Regions from separate parts of the Homo sapiens genome. Here region 2 is linked to region 1. Evidence: chromatin contacts called from ENCODE Hi-C or POLR2A ChIA-PET data. All regions are on one chromosome and are shown on one strand. Each heading gives the region's core, a stretch centred on a gene start or an enhancer-like site at or near the end of the contact. The rest is flanking DNA. Distances are from core to core; before and after follow the strand shown. Region 1 has its middle 47 kb from the start of TENT5C. Region 2 has its middle 150 kb from the start of TENT5C.

Region 1 (4,385 bases), core at 1,742-4,241:
GGCCACCATGGTGACAGCAAGGCCTTGCCTTCCCCTCAGGATGGTCACACAGCTCCCTTGCAGGCTGTGATGTTCCTGGTAGAGGAGGTATGTGAGGCTGAACTATTCACACATTCAGTGCATAGTTATTGCATCGTATACTTAATAGGCCCTGGGTATAAAATGATGAATACAATGAGGTGTGGGGCATTGAGTGGTGAGTGAGACCTCAGGGCAGGGAGCCACAAGATCCTGTAGCTGGTTCAGGGTGGAGGGATACTTAGTGAGCTATGAGATCCCATAGGAAGGGTCAATCTCAGAGGGCTTCTTGGAGGGAGTGTCATTTCAGGCAGTCCAGGATGGATAAAAGGGACTTCACAGGCCAAGAAAAGGGGACAGATACTCATTCTAAGCAGAGAAAATATAGGTACAGGGAGTGAGAGAGAAGTTGGCATGGTGGGAAATGTACAGGTAAGGCCAGTAAGATGAGGCGGTCCTGAGGTTTGTGCTGAGGTTGGTGCACATCTGTTTGTTATATGCCCCTGCTTACAGCAGAAAGAGCTCACCTCCTTTTGTTCACACGTAAGTGACAGCAAGTGTATTTATTTCCTGTTGTCCTGTAACAAATTAGCACAAACTCAGCACTTTTAAGCAACATGCATTTATTATCTCATATATTCTGAGAGTCAGGAATCAGAGCACAGCTTAGCTGGGTTCTCTGCTTCAGGGTCGCTTTCAAGGCTGCAGTCAAGGTGTTGGTCAAGGCTGGGCTCTCATCTGAGGCTCGACTGTGGAAGAATCCACTTCCAAGCTCACTGATGTGGTTGCTAGTGGAATTCACTTCTTTGCAGATTGTTAGACTGAGGGCCAACACTGTCTGTCAACTGGAGACCACTCTCAGTTCCTCGCACATGGAGCCCTCTGAAGTGGCACTTGCTTCATTGAAGGATGCAAGCCAAGAAGGCAATAGAGAGAGTCTTTCAGTAAGATTGAAATTATAATTCATGTAATATAATTACGGAAATGACATCCTACCACCTTTGCAGTGTTCTTTTGGTTAAAAGCAAGTCATAGGTCCTGCCCACAGTCAACAGAGAGACAGACAAAGGGACCTACATGCCAGGAGGCAGGGAGCATTGAGAGCCATCTTAGAATCTGTCCACCAGGTTAAGCAACCGTGAGTTGTGTGAATATGTGATGGGGCATGGCTGGCAGTGATGGGTCCCTTTGGGGAGGGAAGTGCCATATTGGTGAGAGAGAGGGGCAGGGAGACCTACCCAGGACAGATTTGTGCAAACCCACATGCTGGTCTCATTGGGTTAGGGAGAGCTGGCCTTCTCTTAGCCACCCCTGCACAGAGATGACATTCTTTCTCTGGAAGAAGGCCTGATGCCTCTGAGTTGGCTTCCTGTTATGACAGGCCATGATGAATGGGCATAGGCCCCTTCATCCTAGTTTCACCCCTGGGGCCCTGTATACCTTGCCAAGGAGGTTGATAGGACATGAATTAGGGTAGTAGCCATAGGGATGGGAAAGAAAGACTGAAAAAGGATTTAGAAAGTAATATTGGATGACATATGACAGATTAGATGTGGAAGAAATGATGTGTAGGGAGAGGCGTGGGAATACGTTTCTGCAGTGGGAAATTTGGTAGACGGTGATGTCATTAACCAAGAGAAGAAAACATGGATAGAAGGTCTGGGGTCTTTGGTCATGCTGATTTCCAGAAGAGGATGCAGATAATTACCAGTATAGTTTCAGAGCTCCAGACCAGGAGGCCGGCTAGGGATGGACAACTGGGAATCACAGTGAGGAGATGGTAACTGGAGCCTCCTCTGTGGTGTAAAGCACCCAAGCAAGCAAGAGTCAGCCAGGACAGATTCCTTGAGGAGCATCTATCCAGGAAGAATTAGCAAAGGTGGAAAAACCGGAGAAGGCTGAGGAGTGGACAGAGAGGCGGGTGGAGAACCAGGACAATGCAATGTCCTAGGAGCCAGGGGAGGAGCGGTTGGCAGCATCAAGTCCTGTACAGACAGGCGAATGGATGCCGCACATCACTGTGACTTTGTAGAGTCAGGTGCAGGGAGCAGAGGAGACAAAGCCCTATCCCAGGGGGCTGAAGAGTAAATGGGAGACAATTTAAAGAAAAGGGACTAAGGCTTAGCAGGCAAAAGTGTGAAATTGGAGTGCTGGCTCCACAGGTTGCCAGCTGAGCGGCATCTAGGCAGGCCCTGGCCTCTTGGAAGAAGAGGGCACACAGCACCCCTCCTAGGGCTGTTGTGAGGTGTAGTGAGGTTGTGCCTGCCTGTGACAGCACAGGAGGAACAGCACAGAGCTCATCTCTACTTCTGCTCCTGCTCCCGCCAGTGTCTTCTTGAAAAATGGTCTTTTAAAACTATTGCCCTCCCCAGCTTACATGTTCCCTCAGTGTGTGGGATAACATTCACATTCCCTGCACGAGTTGGCCTCTACTTATCTCCCCATCCTCACACCCTCGCTCCTGTCCTCCTTGAACATGTGAAGCTCTTTCAAACCTCGGAGCCCTTCCCTGCAGAGTTTCCCCTGCGTGGGCCTTTCTTCCGACTTAGTTGTTGTCAGTCACCCTTCTGGGAAGTGATGGCTTAAATGTCATTTCCTAAATAATTCCTCTGGCTCCTGACCTGAGTTAGGCTTCCTGGCATCTTCTCCAGCACCTGGCACAGTTCCAGATGCATAGCAGGAATGCAAACAAATGCTCGTCCATGAATAAAGGAGAATACCAGCAACTGGCTGTGTGACCTTGGGCAAGTCACTTCACCTCTCTGTGCTTTAGAGTTTCCTCCTCTGTAGTAGGAAGTAGGACTATGTATCTCTAAGATCTCTTTCGGCTCTGGCAATCTTTGGCTCTTTAATGCTAGTGTCTGTACAGGTTTCTCATAAGGCTTCACGGAATAATGCAAGTGAGAGCCTTGTTGAATTGAAGGGGGAGGGGGAGGAGGCTAGGGAGCTTGGCAGAGGCAGCGGAGTACCCACAACGAGGCCCACTCACCCACTCATTTCCTCAGCCACCCACGGGGCCTGCAGTCCCCACGTGTAGCCTGATAGGCAGGGACTAGGGGACAGCCAGAATCAAAACCACAGCCTCCCGTTTTTAGTGTGTGGGCTTCAATTCGATGAGCTAGGGAGGAGACTTCTGGAGAAAAAATACTCTGTAGGGTCACATACACCCAGACAGTGTGGACACCTGCTACACACACATACCAATATGTGCATTTACAACTAATTACATACAAAGGAAAGCACACACACACCCAGAGGTGCACAAGCACACGGTCAATGCCCTGCAGAGCCCACCTGCAGCTCCCTGAGCCCAGGACAGCTCTGTTACCCTCTGAGTCTCTGGGTCAATCTTTACCCTTGCCCTCTGGGTCTTCCCTCTCTCAACAAACCCTGAGGCTGGGCACTGAGGCCTAGGGGATTCAGTGATTTTACTGATAAGGCTGAAAACAGGCAGGAAGGGAGGGTAACTTACAGTGCTCTCCGGATGTTACAGTATTTGCATTTCCACAGTCTATGTGTCTGAAAAAAACTGGGTTTAGTCTAGAAACTTGGTGGTACGCAGGTGTAGCTTTCAAGAGAACTGGGAAACAATGCTGTATGGAGATGGTAACCACTTGTGAGCTGGGTCAGTTTCACTATTTACTATACAGGCTGGCCATGATCTCATTGAACTCTCAGAAGTGCCTTCTGCACAGATAATTTATAGATGATGAAACTGAGACTTGGACATGTAAAGTAATTTGCCCAAGGCATGCAATTTGTAATTGGCAGATCTGGGACTCAGGGAGTAGGCTTCTGATTCCAAAGACAAGTGCTCTTACCACCCCTACCAGCTCAGCCTCTTGCCTCTGGTGTGTGCCCCTGCCCCCTCCCGCCTCTGGGCTCCACATTCTGGCTGCTGACTCCCTCACACATGGCCTGGTGGAGCCCCTACCCATGCTGAGTGGGGCTGGGAAAATGGTGAATTTTCTAGAAAATTGTGAAAGCGCTGCCTACGAGAATGGCTGCCTGGGACACTCCAGCTGCAGGCCCTGGGGCAGTGCCCGTTTGGAAGGTGCAGAGTTTTCTGGAGATAAGCAAACATGAGTCAGGAGAAAGCGACAAACAGCTCACCCCTGCAGATTGGCTGCCAGGACGTGAGATGATCATGCAACGTCAAGCTAACAGCCTCAAATCTTTTTGAAATCGAGTGCCCAGTTGACAGTTAAATCAGTCCGGAGACACAACTTCTCTCCCTCTCAAAACATATACACACACGCGCACACGCGTGCACACACACACGCACACACACACACACTTGATGTGGATTGTGGGACCAGAGCATTCAGGACTTTACAGCTCTAAAGGACCTTCGAGCTCATTGAGCT
Region 2 (4,153 bases), core at 1,132-3,631, 100 kb after region 1:
TACAATCACAAATTATACCCATAAAGGAGAAAAAAGTAAGAATTTTTTGGTGATACTAGTTTACTCCATGTATTATTGTGCACTTACAACCTTCCAAGTTCTACGCTACAGGGGAAACATATTTCTTTTAAAACGCCCTTGTCCTAAAAGAGCTTACAGTGTATAATTTATGGGGATGACCATCAAGTATCCAATCTCAGTATAGTTTCATTACTGCTAAGAGAGAAGTGTGCACAGGCTGCTATTAAAACCTATGAGAGGCACCTAGTCAGATTAGGAAGAGTCACAGAAAGCTCCCCAGTGGAGGTGAGAGCTGAGCTGAGTTTTAAAGAATGCAAAGGAATTACAAGGTAAGAAGGAGATTCTATTTTGAATAAATAGAATGTCTGAAAGACATCACAGTGGAAACTTGAAACAATTTAACATTACTGTAAGACTGAGTTCAAATTAAGGAATAAAGGAAAATGAGCCTGGAGAGGTACAGAGAGGGCCAGGTGATGGTGGGCCTTGTGTAAAGAGAGCTTTCTATAAAGGTCTTGCTACTAATGAGCTTGGATGTTATTCTGTAGGCAGTGAACACCATGGAAAAGTTTAAATTGATTGAGTGCCATGGTCTAATTTATATCTTAGATCTGTGGCATCATGTGGGGTGAATTTTACAGGGTCAAAACTGAAAGTAGAGAGACCAGTGCTGAAGGTGCATCAGAAGTCTAAAAGAGACCAGGCATAAATTACGAAGTGGCAAGAGGATGAAGAAGAGGGATGGTTTGGGGTGGATTTTAGGAGGTAGAATTGACATGATTTTGCTATGAATTGGATACAGGAGACAAGCAAAAAGGCCTGATGCTACTGCTGATGATAACGTAAAAGATAATATTAGTGACTGAAGACATGGATGAGATGGCCCAGGGAGAGTGCTGGGATAAAATGAAAAGAAGATGGAGGGTTCGTTGGGGCTCAAACCGAGAAGAAAGTTGAGAAGAAGCAGCCAAAGAAGGAGGAAAGAAACCAGCAGAGAGTTGGCATGAAAAATAAATGCAAGAGTTGTAAGTAAAAAGCCATCAGTGTTCAAGTATCGAACTTCACAATACCAGGGCAGTTTTGATCCAGTCAAGAGCAGGTCAATGGAGTGGTGAGAACACAAGCCAGATTGCAGGGAGCTGAGGGGGAGCGGGAGGAGAGGAAGTGGAGACAGAACATGGGCTGGTCTATCAAGACTCTTGGCTGTGAAGAAAGGACAGATTTATAAAGAGGTGCCAGTTGAGGGTGGAATTTTTTTAAGGACATTGAGAGACCTGAGCACATTTATGTGGAGAGGGGAAGAGCCATCAGAGATGAGGTTGAAGATAGAGGCTGACTATAAGGGAGTCCCCTCTGGCAATGGCCCATGCTGCCCCTCACAGGAGTGAGCTCTCCATCACAAATGCTAGAGGAAGACTTCCTTGATCAGCCTAGCTCAATCCAGTAGCACCTTCTAACTAAGATTTTTCAATATAACAGTGATTTATTGGAGCTTTCAGTATTTGCATTGCCTTACACTAACCCAGTGGAGCACACAGATAAATTGAAGCTACAGCATGGATTGAATCATCCAGTTCTGAAGCAAGAGCTGTTGACCACTTGGCCACTCCTAGGCCCCTCTGATTCAGAGATTACAACGACTTAACTCAGGAGTCCTTCAGAGGTGATGGTCAAGCCAGCCAGCTCCTTAGTCACCTTCCCATGTCTCCTTTGGGGGAAAGCCAGGAAAGGCCACTTCTTTCCAACTTCTAAAGCAATATTCGTCTTTGAACCCTATTATTATAATTCAACTCAACTTCATTAGCGAGTCAAACACCCTTTGAATGCACTGTCCCCCTGGCTGCCTTGTGATAGGAAACACAGCTCCTGCCCTCAAGAAACTCAGTCCTTCCCCAGGCATTTAGCTTTTCTGGAAACTGGAGATAAATAGAAGAAGAACTGATACGACAACCAAGGTGGTGCTTAAAAAACTTGTTTACAGAGCCCTCAGATTCTAAGGGGGGGCTTCCCTAACCAACCAGGGGATGGAGGTAGGAGCAGTATAGACTCCAGGCCTTCCCACCCAGCTTCAAATCAAGTAGCTCTACTTTTATTCATTTTATATATTTAGGTTGTCATAGGTTTTTGTTTGAACCAAGAGACTCACAGCTAAGAGATGCTTAAAACCCCACCAAAGTAATATTTGCTGATCAAAATCAAGAAAAGCATAACTCAATACTGAGTTACCAAAAAAAAAAGGAGATCGAAAGTCATTGCAAAGGGGTTAATTTGATCTTCTCAAGCTCTATTCATGAACTCATTCATCCGGAAGACAAATACATAGCAGCAGGCACTGTGCCAGTCCCATGTCGGGCACTGGGGAGACAGAGGTGAAGGAAACTTGATGTCTGCTCTCCAGAACTTCACAGGGAGACAGACAGGGGAATGATAGCTCTCTAGAGTGGTGTCCTGATCAAGGTGTGGATTAAGGACGGCGGGGAGACAGAGGTGACAAGGATTCGCCCTGAGAAGTGGGGAGAGAGGCTTTGTCAGGGAGAGCTTCACCAGGGTCTTAAAGGATGCCTACGGTCAGCCGGAGAGGGAGGAGGAGGGGCGTGCACCGATTCCCACGGCTGCAGCAGGGGGCGCGGAAGGGTAAATGCGTTTACTGGGCGAGGGAAGTCGCGGCTTTCTCCTCAGGCTGAACCTGGGCATCTGTCTCTGAGGCTAAAGCGCTTCAGAGCCCTCATGTCTGTCAGGGGCTCCCGCACCGTGTCTTTCTGAGTACTGCCACCTAGTGGCCACTCTCAATTCCCACATTTCCCTGGACAGCCTGGAGTCATTTGTCTTCCCACTGATTTGAGGGTTAAGCAAACAGTGAGCACACACAGTGGATAAGTGACTTCTCCGGTAGCACACAGTTTGTGAGGCTGGGGCTGGAACAGAACCTAGCTCTTGTGATCCCAGGACCAGGTCTGGTATGGGCCGGTTTGCCCCCGTCCACACTCGCTCTGGCAGGTTGAGGCTGAAGGTCAAGTCGATAGATGACTACTCTGGAGCGCACTTCAAATCCTCTTCCCAGGCTTCAGAGGGGTAGGGACACTTTAAGAGAGAAGGAATGTGGGAGTAAGTGGATGAGCTAGAGAGAAAAGAAGATATATATTGTTTTCCCCACCTCACTCTCACCAGTCCAGCCTTCAAACCTATCTCAGCAATGAGAAAAGGGGGCTAATGATGTTCTGGGACTGGATAGAGACCATCGCTTCAGGCATTAGGTTGCCACCATGTCGACAGGAGAGGGGAGGGGCTCTCAGCCATCTTTTTTTCTGAGGAATGGCTGGGGGTGGGGGAGTCCCATGGCCACAGTCAAAGAATAATAGCAGGGTCCCAGGGACAGGACTAGAAGTTTCTGAAAACACCTGTCAGTTGCTGAAGGTTAAAAAAAAAAAAAAAAAAAAAAGCTGGACCATACCAGACCTAGTCCTATTTGAATCATATTTAAATATGATTCTCTGCTCAAGATGACAATTTGCATGCAACATGTTTCAGAAGCCCATCTGGTGTTACAAAATCCACTGTGGTTTCAACCTGTCCTTTCAATCAACCATCCTGGTTGGATTATAAAGACTTTACAATAAAAATCATAGGAATAATAAGGATAATAGAATTGACACAGTAGAAAAAACAAAACGAGGAACCAGATAGTAAAGGAGGTGGCAGAAAAATCTATATATTGAACAACACAACTTTTGGCCGAGGAGGACTATAAAACTGAGCCTAATCTTTGGTCTTAGCATCCCATCAGCCTGGGAGGGAAAATAATGCCCTGAATGAGCACCAGGCATCCCATTCAGGTCCCATCAGGTAGGTATCTTCATCTTCATTTTGTAGAGGAGGAACCTAAACCTCATGGTGGTTATTTGGCTTTCCTGAGGTCATGCAGTTCTTATATGATAGAGGCACTCTGTGAAATGATAGATGCCTGACTTATTTCATTGGCAACCTGATCTGTTTACCTCCTGAACCCCAAGCTGTGTCTAATCCCACTTGCTTTTTTTAAGAGAGTATTCCCAGCATGAATCCTTTTGTCACAAAGAAAAAAAAAGTTTTCTGGCTGGGTGTAGGGAGAGCTGGGCTAGTTTGGTTCATGATG

Evidence for each region. A loop is a pair of places that touch in the nucleus more often than their neighbours do. ChIA-PET counts read pairs that join two places held with the same protein, here RNA polymerase II (POLR2A). Pooled maps may share reads with other maps.
Region 2: a loop to region 1 is called in a pooled map, with 3 times the contacts of the local background. The contact joins two enhancer-like sites. A Hi-C loop is called at or near these places in 2 of 168 maps with a recorded cell type or tissue (endothelial cell of hepatic sinusoid and left ventricle myocardium superior) and 7 of 50 pooled maps. POLR2A ChIA-PET finds 5 or more read pairs at or near these places in 4 of 52 experiments (MCF 10A, OCI-LY7, T-cell and 1 more).

The regions. Positions count from the first base shown.
Region 1 is chr1:117,651,205-117,655,589 of GRCh38, forward strand. No RefSeq gene overlaps it. Among named protein-coding and RNA genes, the nearest start is that of TENT5C, 47 kb to the left of the region's middle. RefSeq lists an enhancer at 3,809-3,968. Within about 2 kb of position 2,992, at least 11 of the 41 ENCODE cell types and tissues checked have a DNase peak (open chromatin) inside an H3K27ac peak, as active enhancers do.
Region 2 is chr1:117,756,235-117,760,387 of GRCh38, forward strand. No RefSeq gene overlaps it. Among named protein-coding and RNA genes, the nearest start is that of TENT5C, 150 kb to the left of the region's middle. Within about 2 kb of position 2,382, at least 6 of the 41 ENCODE cell types and tissues checked have a DNase peak (open chromatin) inside an H3K27ac peak, as active enhancers do.